2 separate regions of the Mus musculus genome follow, and region 2 is linked to region 1. The links are chromatin contacts, found by Hi-C or POLR2A ChIA-PET in ENCODE. All regions are on one chromosome and are shown on one strand. The core of a region is the stretch at or near the end of the contact, and the rest is flanking DNA. Distances in the headings are between cores, read along the strand shown.

Evidence for each region. Hi-C counts contacts between places; a loop is a spot of excess contacts on that map. ChIA-PET counts read pairs that join two places held with the same protein, here RNA polymerase II (POLR2A).
Region 2: POLR2A ChIA-PET joins it to region 1 with 18 read pairs in embryonic stem cell. The contact joins the promoter of Cables2 here to the promoter of Slco4a1 in region 1. A Hi-C loop is called at or near these places in 2 of 37 maps with a recorded cell type or tissue (T-helper 2 cell and v-Abl transformed pro-B cells). POLR2A ChIA-PET finds 5 or more read pairs at or near these places in 3 of 5 experiments (Patski and embryonic stem cell).

The regions. Positions count from the first base shown.
Region 1 is chr2:180,452,932-180,459,074 of GRCm38, reverse strand. Slco4a1 (solute carrier organic anion transporter family, member 4a1) reads right to left here and starts at 2,830. Exons shown (of 12, transcript NM_001355218.1): 1 at 2,702-2,830.
Region 2 is chr2:180,270,116-180,276,258 of GRCm38, reverse strand. It overlaps Cables2 (CDK5 and Abl enzyme substrate 2), which reads left to right and starts at 2,794. Exons shown (of 10, transcript NM_145851.2): 1 at 2,794-3,159. The coding sequence starts at 2,804. It also overlaps a transcript of Rbbp8nl not described here.

The sequences.
Region 1 (6,143 bases), core at 1,581-4,080:
GTTATGGGCATCTTGTGCCAAGGGAAGCCCAGACAATGGCTGCAAGCCTCACCTTACCTACCCATGGTCTCTGGTTTCTAAGCCACGAACAAGCAGCTTTTTAAAAGGCCAGTAGTTTGAGAAGAACCACCCTTATCTATAGAAATGCCCAGAATTCTAATTTGTTTGTTTGCTTTTGTATTCTCAAGATGGGGGGAGGGGGGTCTTGCTATGTAGCTCTGGCTGTCCTGGAACTCACCATGTAGACCAGGCTGGCCTTGAACTCTCGGAGCTCTGACTGCCTCTGCCTTCTGAATGCTGGGATTAAAGGCATGCAGCACCACCCCAGCTGATTATAATTCTTTGTAATGAAAACAAGAATGAGGTCATGATAGCTGTCCATGATTGGGAAAAGGGTGCTGGGGAAAACCAGAGACCCTCACCTGAGAGCAGCAGGTTTGGAGGATGCGCCCAGATCAGCCGCTGCCTCTGCAGTGACCCACAACAGGATACAACCCAGGCACTGCATGCTGGTACATTTCCTCCATCTCCACCAGCAAGGCTTCCAGGCTCTACTGGTCAGGCAGAACCCTGGCCACTGGATACATGGGACACAATCCCTGAGGGCCTGTTCAGTTACTCCCAGTGGCTGAGAGCTAGAGTTGAACCTCCCTGTCCCTCTTGTTCATCAAGACCACGCTAAGGTCAGAGTTTCTCCAGAGTCTCAGAACAAGGTCTGTGGTGAGGTTCCAAGGATTAGCCCATGAGCTCTCTCAGTGACCACGGGGATCAGGAAGGGAGCACTGAGTATAACTCAAGAGGAAGCAGGGGTGTCCAGGAGCACCAGAGTGGGCAGTGACCTTTCTATGTCTCAAATGCTCCGTCCTGCAGAGGACCTTCAGGCTGGGAACTCGACCTGTTCCACTTTAGGAGATCACAATGGTATGAATTCATAAAACACAACAGCACCCACCTGGGAAGCAGGTTAAGTCAGAAGACTTCTGTAACAGAAAGAGGACTCACAACAACAGGCCCCATATGTCAGTGAACTGAGAAAATCTGAGTGTCTGGAAGCAAGGCATAGACAGAGTCCAAACTGCTGCAAAACAGTTACTCGGTAGCTCTCCTGCTGGGCCCATTTACAAGTCTTTATGCTGCTGGTCCTGGCCCAGGCCCTGCCCCTCTCTTCACCCAGTCACAAGCCTCCGTCTTGCCTGCCTGGCCCCTCTGCAGTATTGGGGAAGGTTCTGGTTGGGGCTTGTCCAGCATCTGCTTTGGGGACCACACCCAATGAGCTACAATTAGATCATCCAGGAAGAATTTATCCAGGTAGTACCTGTTGGTCTTTCCTAGTGGGCAGGCAAGGCAAGTCTTGCACCTCATCACAGCCAACAGGTAGGTACCTTTGGCCACCAGCATAGTCCTGTCCTGGTAACTGCTGGTTCTCTGACCTGGCTTTCCTCTCTTCTTGAAGAGAGAATGGCTGGCAAATGATACAAACCTCCGGTCTCCCCTGTGTCATTTCTAGGCAAGCCAAACATCCCGGTGCCCCAGGCTGCTCCTCTGTGCAAGGGGACTTTAAAATGCTGCCTGGGACTGCTCTTATCCAAAGCCCTCTCCAAGCCAGCAAATGCCAGGCTCAGCAAACAGCGCCTGCTGTCCCCATTACCACAGCTAAGATTTATAAATAATTCGGCTAAACACCAGGTGTTCTCTTCCCTGCCGTCCACCTGCCCCAAGCTGCTTTAACAACAGCTGACTAGACAGCTACCTTGGTTTACTAAACTACAAAACAAAACAAAACAAAACAAACAAACAAACAAAAAACACTGCCCTGAAGTTGGGATAGTTCCATCACAAATGGGCAGTTTCAACACCTTGGGACAGAAACACCCCAAGGCCATGTCTGGGGGAGGCCAGCAATCCTCATCACGCTAAACTCAAGCCACTGCGCCTGGGGCCCCAAGCTATAAGGTGCGACTATGTGTCTCTATCTCATTTTTCCTACAGATGCTCACCTCTCCTGTGAAGGAGGTACCCTGCCTTGAGTTCCCGGGTTTGGAGCTAAGCGTGCCAATCAGGCAGCAAAGCGACCCGAACTCTCGTTGGCGTACACACGCGTCCGGGGGCATCGGAGAGCTGCGTGAAGGTACCGGGCCTCAGGGACCCGGGCATCCGCGCTCCTCGTAGGGACAAAGCCCGCCACTAGTGAGCAACTTCCGTGCTCCACGTTTCCCTCGGTCTTAGCAACAACCACCACAGCCACTGGATCTGTCGCTGAACAGACCCGCAGAGGCTCGCACCTGCGTATACTAGCAAACCTTTAACCTGGGCCGACAGCTCTAGCGGTCCCCCCCCCCCCCTCACGCTTTCCTGCGCCCCAAGTCCACTCCCATCTTCCCTCTCGCTCTAGCGCAGCGGCTCTGCCTTCCCCCACCCCACTGCAGACTTGCAGCTTCCCTCATGTGCAGTGAGAAGGGGTGAATTCTGCATCCGGCTCCCTTGAGCCCACTCTGTCCCCGCATTGGTTCCCCGGGATGTGTCTTCAGACAACGCACCCGGGGCTCCGCCGCGCTTTAGTCCAGCCTCCGCAAACACCTGCCGCGCTCCTGACGTCAGCAGGTCGGAGTCTGGCATACCTAGGAGGCATCTAGTACGGAGCCAGACCCTGTCCCCATCCTGGTCCGAGACCTCAAAGCAGTCCAGATCCCAGAGCACTCACCTTCCCACGAACCCGGCTGCCGCGCTGCGCCCTGCGCTCTGGACTACGCGCGCAGCCCACTCCCGCTTCATTCATCGCCCAAGCCGCTCCCGCAGGGATGGGGGTAGTGGCCTCACCACCGCCACCAATGGCAGCGAGGCTCGGGCGGGCCGGGGCCAGAGGTGACAGTAGCGAGGGCGCGCCGGGGCGGGGCCGAGCGGAGGGGCGGAACTTGGGCGGGTCAGGGACAGCACAGAGAGCGGGACTTAGCTAGTGCTTTGCACGCGGTGATTTCTTTCTGTTGGGGGACACTCTGGAGGTTGCAGGCTAGGAAAATATGGCTCAAGTCTCACTGCGTCGTAGATGCCACCTGCTCAAGCGTGGAACCGAGGCGTTGGAGGGCGCGAGTAGCGATCCCCTCAGGCGTGGGGTACAGCTCCAGCCCGGCAAAGGGATCTCTCCACTCTCTGCTCAGGTCAACCAGTGAGTTCAGTGCAACGGGGCGCTGGGCCAAACCACACCCTCACCGGAGGAGCCCACAGGGTTCCAGTTCCGGGTACTCTTGACCTGAGATGGAGAGAGAATATACCAGTCACCTTCAAATTGAGGCGTTCTCTGCTGTGCGACCTTGAACATATTTCTGAACCCCTCTGGGCCAGTTTTCGCATCTGTAAAACTAAGATAATTAGCCATACGAGTGTGATGGCTACTGCTTGTAAGCCTGTGGGTATTCGGAAGGCTGGGGCAGAAGAAGGGTCCCACTTTCATAGTTCTAGGCCAGCCTGGGCTACAAAAGAAACCCAGTCTCAGAAAATCAAGCAAACAACCTTTTTTATTTTTTATTTTTCTTTTTTTTTTTAATTTTATGATTCCAACACATCACTGAAGGAAATGGAAAACAGTAGCTGGTCTGAATTTAGCCAAGTAACAGCCGACAGCCACTAGCCATTAACATCATACCACTGACAATCAACAGCCGATGGCAGAAACTCTCCATATATGTCTCCCTTTGGGGTGTATTACATTTAATTGAAAATACATGTGAGCCAGGTGTGGCGATGTTCACCGATAATCCTATACATACATGGGGCTGATGCAGGAGAATCTTTAGTGGGAGAGCCACACTGGGCTACCTAATAAAATCCTGTCTGGATTTAAAAATAAAAATAAAACAAAACAAAACCAAGAACAACAACCAAAGCAAAACAATAGAAACAAAATAACCTTCCCCAACTCTCCAAGGCATCCAGAGTTTATAATCTGGACAGGGGAAGTAAAGGCAGAAGGAATCAGAGTCTGTGATCAGCTTGGGCTACACAAAAGTAAAGTTAGTGTGGACCCTGCTGTCAGCTCATGAGGACATCACTAGTCACAGGGTGCCTGGGGACAGACCCTCCATGCAGCCTCGGGAGCTAAGGCAGGGCTCTTCCTTTATGTCTAGAGAAGAGACTGGCTGCTGAGCTTAGTTCTTCCAGCCTGACTTGTTATTTATCAGCATGTCTTCCCGGAGTGGGTGTGGCCGGAACCTACTCATGTTCTATCCTGGGAACCTCTGGTGATGACTTCAGGGTCTAGGGTCTACTTGTCAACATGTGAGTCTCTGCTCCAAAAAAAGCTGAGCTTCACTTCCACTGCCCCAGGTGTTGACCTCCATACCTGAGGCTGCCTCTGCTCAGAGAAGACATCAGGAAGAATAGACAGCCAGGCACCATGAGGTATACACGGCTTTACTAGTCTCTCTCTCTCTCTCTCTCTCTCTCTCTCAACATCTCCCTTAGGTACATGGACCTCAAGACCTGAAGCCAGAGAAAGCAGGCTGAACACAAATTTGAGAGATTGTGAGTCCTCTGCTTCAGGACGTGTGAGTAGAACTTCTCACTAAAGGGGACTCGTGGAAGTGCTCCAAATGTCAGGAGCAGGCTTGGACACCGTGCTTCCAACACTTAATTTTGGGTACATCCCTGAAACCAATATTGGTACAATATTTTTCCTTTAAACATCTGGTGTGTTTTATGAAAAGGGTAAGTTTGTTTTAAAGACAGTAACCAGGGTTGATTACTGTAGAGCGGTCACCAGAAAAATAGATTAAAAAGTAACACTGTGATATTAAGTTCTAGACAAATAGTGCTGCCTGCTGAGGGGCCTGAACTTTAAGCCAGCCTCAAGCTCAAACAGGAATTAACCTTCCTCATCAGACACGATCTAAAGATGATTCTAGAGTAAACATCCAGGTATTAATGCAAGGCACAGGCCTTGTCCTGCCCTCAGAAGCCAAGTCACATACCCAGGCCCTCTGGGGGCCTCATGATACCTGGGGGTCTGGAGACCCTCATTTTCTCAGACTGTGCCTGGCTCCTCAAGGTTCTTGGTATTTCCTGTGACTAAAGACCAGGAAGTCCCAGAGATTGACTGGACTGAGATCTCTATGCAGTGTATATCCAGGTTCCCGTTAGCAGCCAAGAAAAAGTTCAGACACCAGACTAAAGGAATTGGGAGAACGTTTATTGCAGAGAGAATTCATGTTTCTTGAGTAACACGCATCAGCCAGAAGCCTAGAGTCATGTAAACGTAGTGGAGGAAGATTAGTCATGAGTTAAGGTGGTGGGTGATGTGGGGAATTCCATAAATGAGTCGAGTTTTCCCCTCTCTTGTCCTTGTACGGGGTCTTGAATGTGGTGTCGGATGCGTGAGGAGAATGGGAGTTTTTGCCAAGTATCTTTATAACGACGCTGAAGGCAGTTAACATTCATCGCCTTCACCTCTCAGTCAGCTTCGTTGGGCCTTGACTGAAATGGTAGCTGGCCCTCTGCTTGTGATACAGCTGGCAGCTCTGGGAGCTGTCTGCACCTTCCTAACCTTTGACAAAAGGGACAGAGATGTGGCACGTGGGATTCAGTGTCCATCTCCTTTCAAATGGCTGCCTCCCCCTTCATCTTGCCAGGGAGGAACTGGGAGGTCCGGGGTGGAGTCCCAACGAGGTCAACCCCAGGGTACCACAGAAGCTTGGAACAAGAACTGGCTGATTATGAGCCCTGGAACATTCTGCTCTCAATCAGTTCTATCCCAGCGGGGTTTTTGGAGAGGAAATAACCAAGAGAAAAATAATCCAAGTAACCCAAGCCCTGCTGGGCACCCATGGTCCCAGAGCGGGCATCACTGCGTGCTGAGGGAGGGGGGTGGCACTCCTGGATGCTCCCAACAGATATTTATGCTTTTATGAGCAATCACTGTCCCCTGTCACAGTGTTGGGTGGGATGCTGAAATGCTAAAACATAAACTCATTCTGTGCATGTCCTTTTTTCCTGGGCTTGCTGTCCTGTGGACGTCGCCAGTGGCAGGCAGTTGATCTCCAGAGTAGAAAGAGAAAGGCCAGGGCAAGGGAGGGTCAGGCTGCTGAGACAACACTTTTCCTGGGCACAGGTGGAACGGTGGCCAACCTCAAAGGCTTAGGTCAGAACTAGGT
Region 2 (6,143 bases), core at 1,545-4,044, 180 kb after region 1:
GACCTAACTCTCCAGACTGAGGGACACTGCATTTGCCCAGAGGTAGCTGTCACAGACTGTTGCCTGCACAAGTCAAGCCACACGACCTGAAGATAGCTCGGAATAGTCAATGCCCATAAGCTCCGCCTACATCCAGAGGGGCTGGCCAGCCAAGTCTCTTCTCAGGTTTCTGGGAAGCTCCTCCCATCTGAAGGCAGGGCGGGGAATAGGGGAGCCTCAGCCTAGCCCTGCTTCTTTTTCTGGGCAAGGTCCCCACCTCCAGAGGAGATGGAGGTCCCAGACTTTTCCAGGCTAGGAAGGACGCTTCAGTCAGCGCGGTCTCAGGCGCCCCCTTGTGGAGTCTTGGCAGATGCAACCAAGACTAAGAATTAAGAATCAGCCCTGAACCACTAGATCCTGATGGTATTGAAGAAACTTAGGGAAATACCTGTGTATGAAGTTTAAGAGCTGCCATTTCCAGGGCAAAAACAGGCACTGTTGGCAAAGCACCAGTCAGGGTCCAGTGTGGGGAAATAAGGGAGAAAGAAGCTGCCTTGGGGAGGTCAAGGAAGGTGGCACCTGAAGCTTAGATTTGGGTTTTGAGGGTTGAATAGAAGTGTGCCAAGCAGGCAAAGTTCCTAGCATGCTCTTATAAGCATCTAAATATGTGCCAAAAGGTCAGGGTGAAAGCCAAGGAGAACTCACTTGACCATAACTGAGTGAGGAAGGCTGGAGCTGGCCAAACCAGGTAGAAGGACTACAGCATAAAAGGGAACTGTGGGTATAATTGTAAGAGCCTGAAACTTCCAGAACTGGAGAAACTGTCACTGGGACTGGGTGAGGCCTGGGCTTAACAGAGTACCATTCTCTACTGAGCACACCTGAGAGGCCCGAAGGACAAAATTCCAAGGGACAGCCAGGTGTGTGTGTGTGTGTGTGTGTGTGTGTGTGTGTGTGTGTGTGTGTTCAATCAGTTACAAGATTCTTCAGCTTTTTCAAATTTGAATAAAACACAAGCTGTATGTTTTATCCACTTTGACCTCCTGGTCAGGTTTGGTCTGTGAGGGAAAAAAACCCACAGTACCACACCCAGGAAGAGGCCAAGTTCCTGTTTAAATGTCCCTCAATCACCTCACAGGTTTGTCTGCCAATATTGGGGTCTAGCTCTAGGGCTATGTCCACACTCATGGTACCCTGCCAGGAGCACACCTCCTTGTCATCCCTGTCAGACAGTGGCTTCTGTTAGCCACGATCAATTACCCATCCCAAAGCAGCTTAGTCATACAGCTAGCACCTCATACTACCAGAGACCAAAACTCAGAAAGGTAAGCAGCCTGAGTGTGAAGGACACCACCCCAGGTCAGCAGACACCATGACCCCCTGACAGAAATTACTCTCTCTGGGAGTGCCCACCACTCAATGGACCAAGCCCTGCGTTCTACTAGACAGGAAAACTGTCCACCTTGTCACTGGTTCCTGGCAGGGTAGCTAGGAAAAGGCAGTGGAGAAGAGGGGGGTCAGAACAGAGTAAGGGTAAGCCTACTTGTTCAGGGATGACAGGGAGATGCCATGGATAGAGGGGGGTGTCTGACAGAATCAGCCTGCCTGAGCCTTAAAAGCAGGGAAGGAACTGGCAGTATGAACTCCTATAGGTAACACTACCGATGGCTTCTCCCAAGGAAAGAAGCCACTTCCCAGGGATCTCTCTCCCTCAACCAACTCCACTCCAGCACCCATTTTAAGCAGCCACAGGACCAGAGCAGGCAGTGACCATAGACCAAAAAGAACATTGGGGAGATTTTCCTTTGTGTTTCTTCAATGATCCATCAAACACTTTAAAGACAAGAAGTCGCCGGGCAGTGGTGACGCATGCCTTTAATCCCAGCACTTGGGAGGTAGAGGCAGGCAGATTTCTGAGTTCGAGGCCAGGCTGGTCTACACTATACAGAGAAACCCTGACTTGAAAAACAAAACAAAAGAAAGATAAGAAGTCCACATAGGTTGGGAGCTGGAAAGAGCAGGTGATGGTAGGGTGAAGACTCTGTACAGGGAAGGGCCGACATACACACACGGTACTGAGCCAGAAGGGTTTGTATACTCGAGTCCTGGACATCCTCCACGAAGGAAACTGAAACTCCAGTATCATGCAGACTCAAGACCACGTCCATGAGGCAACTGAGATGTCAGCTGCCCTCAGACCATAGACGGGTGTCTTCAGCAGTCAGTGAGGAGGCCAGGCGGCACAGCCCGGAAGTTACAGGCTCTGGTGGAACATGGATGGATACCTGCCCAGAAGAACCCCAGGGCTGAGGGAACACCCCGGAGCAAGTGACCACAACAGGCCCGCACCCTGAGTCTGCAGCCCATAATGAACATTCGCTGAAGGGTGCCCTGTACACCGAGTCCTGGACGGGAGAACAGGACACAGGTTCCGTGCACCTACCGACCTTGCCGTGTTTAGCCACGCCAAACCTACAACAGACAGAAGACTCTAGGACTCAGGGGAGCGCCGGGGCAAGCCACATATCGCTAGCCGATCGAAGGGCTCAGAGGAGCCTCATTTGCATGCAGGCGCGCCGCAACCAATGGACAGGGACCGCGGAACTATATTTGCATATGGGCGCGCCGCGGCCAATGGGCGGGAGCGACGGGGTGGTATTTGCATACAGGCGCGCCGCAACCAATAGACAGGAACCGCGGAACTATATTTACATATGGGCGCGCCGCGGCCAATGGGCGGGAGTGACGGGGTGGTATTTGCATGCAAGCGCGCCGCGGCCAATGGGCAGCTGCGCGGCGGCGCGGCGCGGCGGCGCACTCGAGCATGGCCGCGGCTGCGGCGGGAGGAGCCCCGGGTCCGGCCCCCGGCCCCTCCAGGCCCGCGCCGGCCGCCCGGAACCCGCCGGCCGTGCCGCGGAGGCGCGGGGACTCCCGGCGCCGTCAGGCCGCCCTCTTCTTTCTCAACAACATCTCCCTGGACGGACGGCCCCCGAGCCTGGGTCCCGGAGGCGAGAAGCCAGCGCCGCCGCCGCCACCGCCCACCGAGGCCCGCGAGGCGCCCGCGCCGCCGCCCGCTCCACCTGGAGGCCTCCCGGGGCTGCCAGCCAGGCCCGCGCCCCAGGGCCTGCTCAGCCCCACGACGGCGCCCGCCGGCCTTGGCCTGGACGGGCAGCGCCAAAGGTGAGTGGGCTGGACGGGGGCGGCTGCACGCTGGGGTCAGGGTGGTGGCCTAGAGGCCTAACCAGCACTCCGGCTGTGTGACCTATGGCCTTGGCAGCCCGGGGCACCGGTGGTGGTGAGCCAGGTCCCTCCTCCCAGGTTGTGGGGTAGTTGACCTATGGGTTCGGGTAAGCCACAAGCTCGGCAGACCTGGACATGGTTGGGATGAGGTGGGTCCATTCACCCCGCACACAGGTATGGTCACCTGGTACCCATCAACTTAACACTCAGAGGTCTGGGTGAACCGGAATGGTCAGCCCAGGACACAGGGTCAAGATGACCAGCCCAAGATCAAGGTGTCGGGTAATTAGGGAAGAGGGTTCTTCAGCCCATAATGCAGGAGCCAGGGTGGTCCAGGGATCCTTCATTCTGGTACTTGAGGGCCCATCACCGCAGCGTGCAAGAGTCAGAGAGGCTCGCAGTCCCGTCTGTCCTTGACTGGGACTGAGGTGATGTGGCAGCATCAGTCCAGAATACAGGAGATGAGTTTGGGATTAACTGAAGCTGGTCAGCCTCCAGAGGGAAGGGATAGTCCCACTAAAACTGTCAACTTCTGGATATGGGGTCAGCTCTTTACCTTGAAAGTCCCACTAAAGCTGTCAGCTCCTGGATATGGGGTCAGCTCTTTACCTTGAAAGTCCCCTGAATATGGATTTCGGAGTTCCCTTGGTCTAATTGACTCTAGACACATCCCTCCCCTGGCTACCCTACACAGAGACTCACAAACACTTTTTACAGGCTGTGTGCCCAACTCAGCTTGTGGGCCAGGGTCTTACCTACCTGGTCTCATCTCTACTCGGCCTTATACACCTGACCACCTCCCTGCCCTCTGTCCCACACCTGCTGGACTCAGGGTCTGCAACATGTAACTGTTCTGCCTCCCCTGCCTGGATCCTAGGATCCTTCATCCTAGCCCAGGACAGCTCTTATTCCTCACTACTCCCCCATTCCCTGGCTATGCTTACTTCCCAGATGGCCGTAGCTACCAGCACCATGTGGGTCTCAGCCTGCTCAGCTCCCTCTTGCATTCTCAGCCTTCACCTAACGAGTGACAGCGGGAGCTAAGTCTGGACACTGAGGTCCCTTCTGGGCAGGCCCCACTGCTATATATCCGAGCTCCTGCCAGGTGGCTGGCTCCCAGGTGTGGGAAGCCCTAGGCAGGTCTGTGATGGGAAAAGCTGTCTGACTTCTGACCCTGCATCACATATCTGTGGCCAAAGGACCTCAACTTTCTGTGGCTACCACCTCAGCCTACAGGTAGGGCCAGGTCATGCTTCTCCACAGGACATAGAGGGATACAGTGGGGACAAGGGGTCAGTTTGTCCCAGAGTGTTAGTTAGCTGGACCCCCTTGAAGAGCAAGCTGAAACATTTGTGGTTGAGGCTCCCTTTGGTACCCACGCCGTCCTAGCTCTTCCAGCCATCCGTCTTCCTAGTTCTGCCCCACTTCATCCTGAGAGTTGTTATCCTTGTGTGGTCACAGGCCTTCAACAGGAGGACGGTCTACCCCAGCTCCCAGTCTGTGGGTAGGAGAGACAACAGTGGCTGGCCTCCTGAAGGCTGTCACAGTGAGTGCAGACCAGCCATCCTCCATCCGGTAGCTCTGTGACCTTGAACAGCTAATGGATCTCTTACAGCCTCAGTCTCCTGCTCTGTGGAATAGGCTGACAAGAAGCTTTTTGTCCTTGATCCTACTTTGGGCTCTCAGGAGTATTTTCTAGCAATAGACAGAGTCACTGCTGGTTGTCTGCACAGGGCTTTTGAGCTGTTTATTGTCTCTTTTACTGCATGCCTGGAAGGAGGCTCACCTCTAGGCTCTATGGTCCCGTTCAAAGTGTGTATTCCAGCTACTTGCCCACTGCTGCCTTCTGGTTAGAGAGCCTGTGTGTGCACCTCTAAGGCCATGGAGAAAAAGGAAGCTCCCAGCAGCAGCAGCACTTTTCCCCCCAGCCCTGGATGCCAATCACTGAAGGTCAGGCTGTAACCTGGAGGTGCTCCTGACCCTGTACAGCTTCCACAGGCCTTGGGTGCCGGTGGCTTACGCTGTGTTGATCCCTCTCCTTGTCTCCACGTGGGGCTCCTCCCTGCATGTCCTCACGGGTTTATCTTGTCCTCCTTTCACCTTGATCCCTTCCTAGAGTGTCTGTAGCTTAGGCCCCTAAGGAGGCTTTTGAAGGATCTTTTTGGGGAACTACTTCAACTTACAACAGCCCTGCTTAGTACCTGCTGGAGAAATGAAGAGGAAGGGAAAGTCCCCATAGGCAAATGACTTTGCAAATTGCAACCTAATTGCACCCACCATTAGAGAACTGGGCCTAGAGGCAGGAGACTGTGTTCTGCTTTGATCTCAAAGAGGGGCCTAGGCCAGCCCTGAGTAGCACCTGAGCCACTTAGAGGAGCCATTGAGCAACTTGGCACCTGGGTATTAGTCTCTGCCCAGAATCTGCTCACTCGGGGCTGAAACCCACTGGAGTAGTCAGTCGCCAGGACAACCCAGCTGCTGACCCTGCCTCTGAGGCCCCACTCTTTCTCTGTGAAGCTGCTGGACCACAGGCCTCTCTACATGGAGTGCTGGGACGGAGACTCACCAGGAGACCATGGGGTATTTTGCTTATTTGTTTGGGTTTTTAGCAGATACAGGTCTGTGAGGAGCTAAATGGTGTGCTCGGGCAGGGGAACAGAGCCCCGGGCTCTGACTGAATGCTGTTGTGCTTGCTTAGTGGAGGAGGGTCCCAGACTCCTGAGCATGCTGGCCAGGATGGGCTCCTCACTAGGGACTTCTCTGCAACCTGTCATGTGACGGGTGGTTCCTGAGTCTGTCCCGAGCCTGCACAGCCCATCCACTCTTCCTGGATTCCTAAAGGGCACAGAATCAAAGCCACGGGCACGTGATCCTGCCTAGACCTCTCCCCATCTCCCAAGTTCCAAGCAAGGAAGCCTGTCACA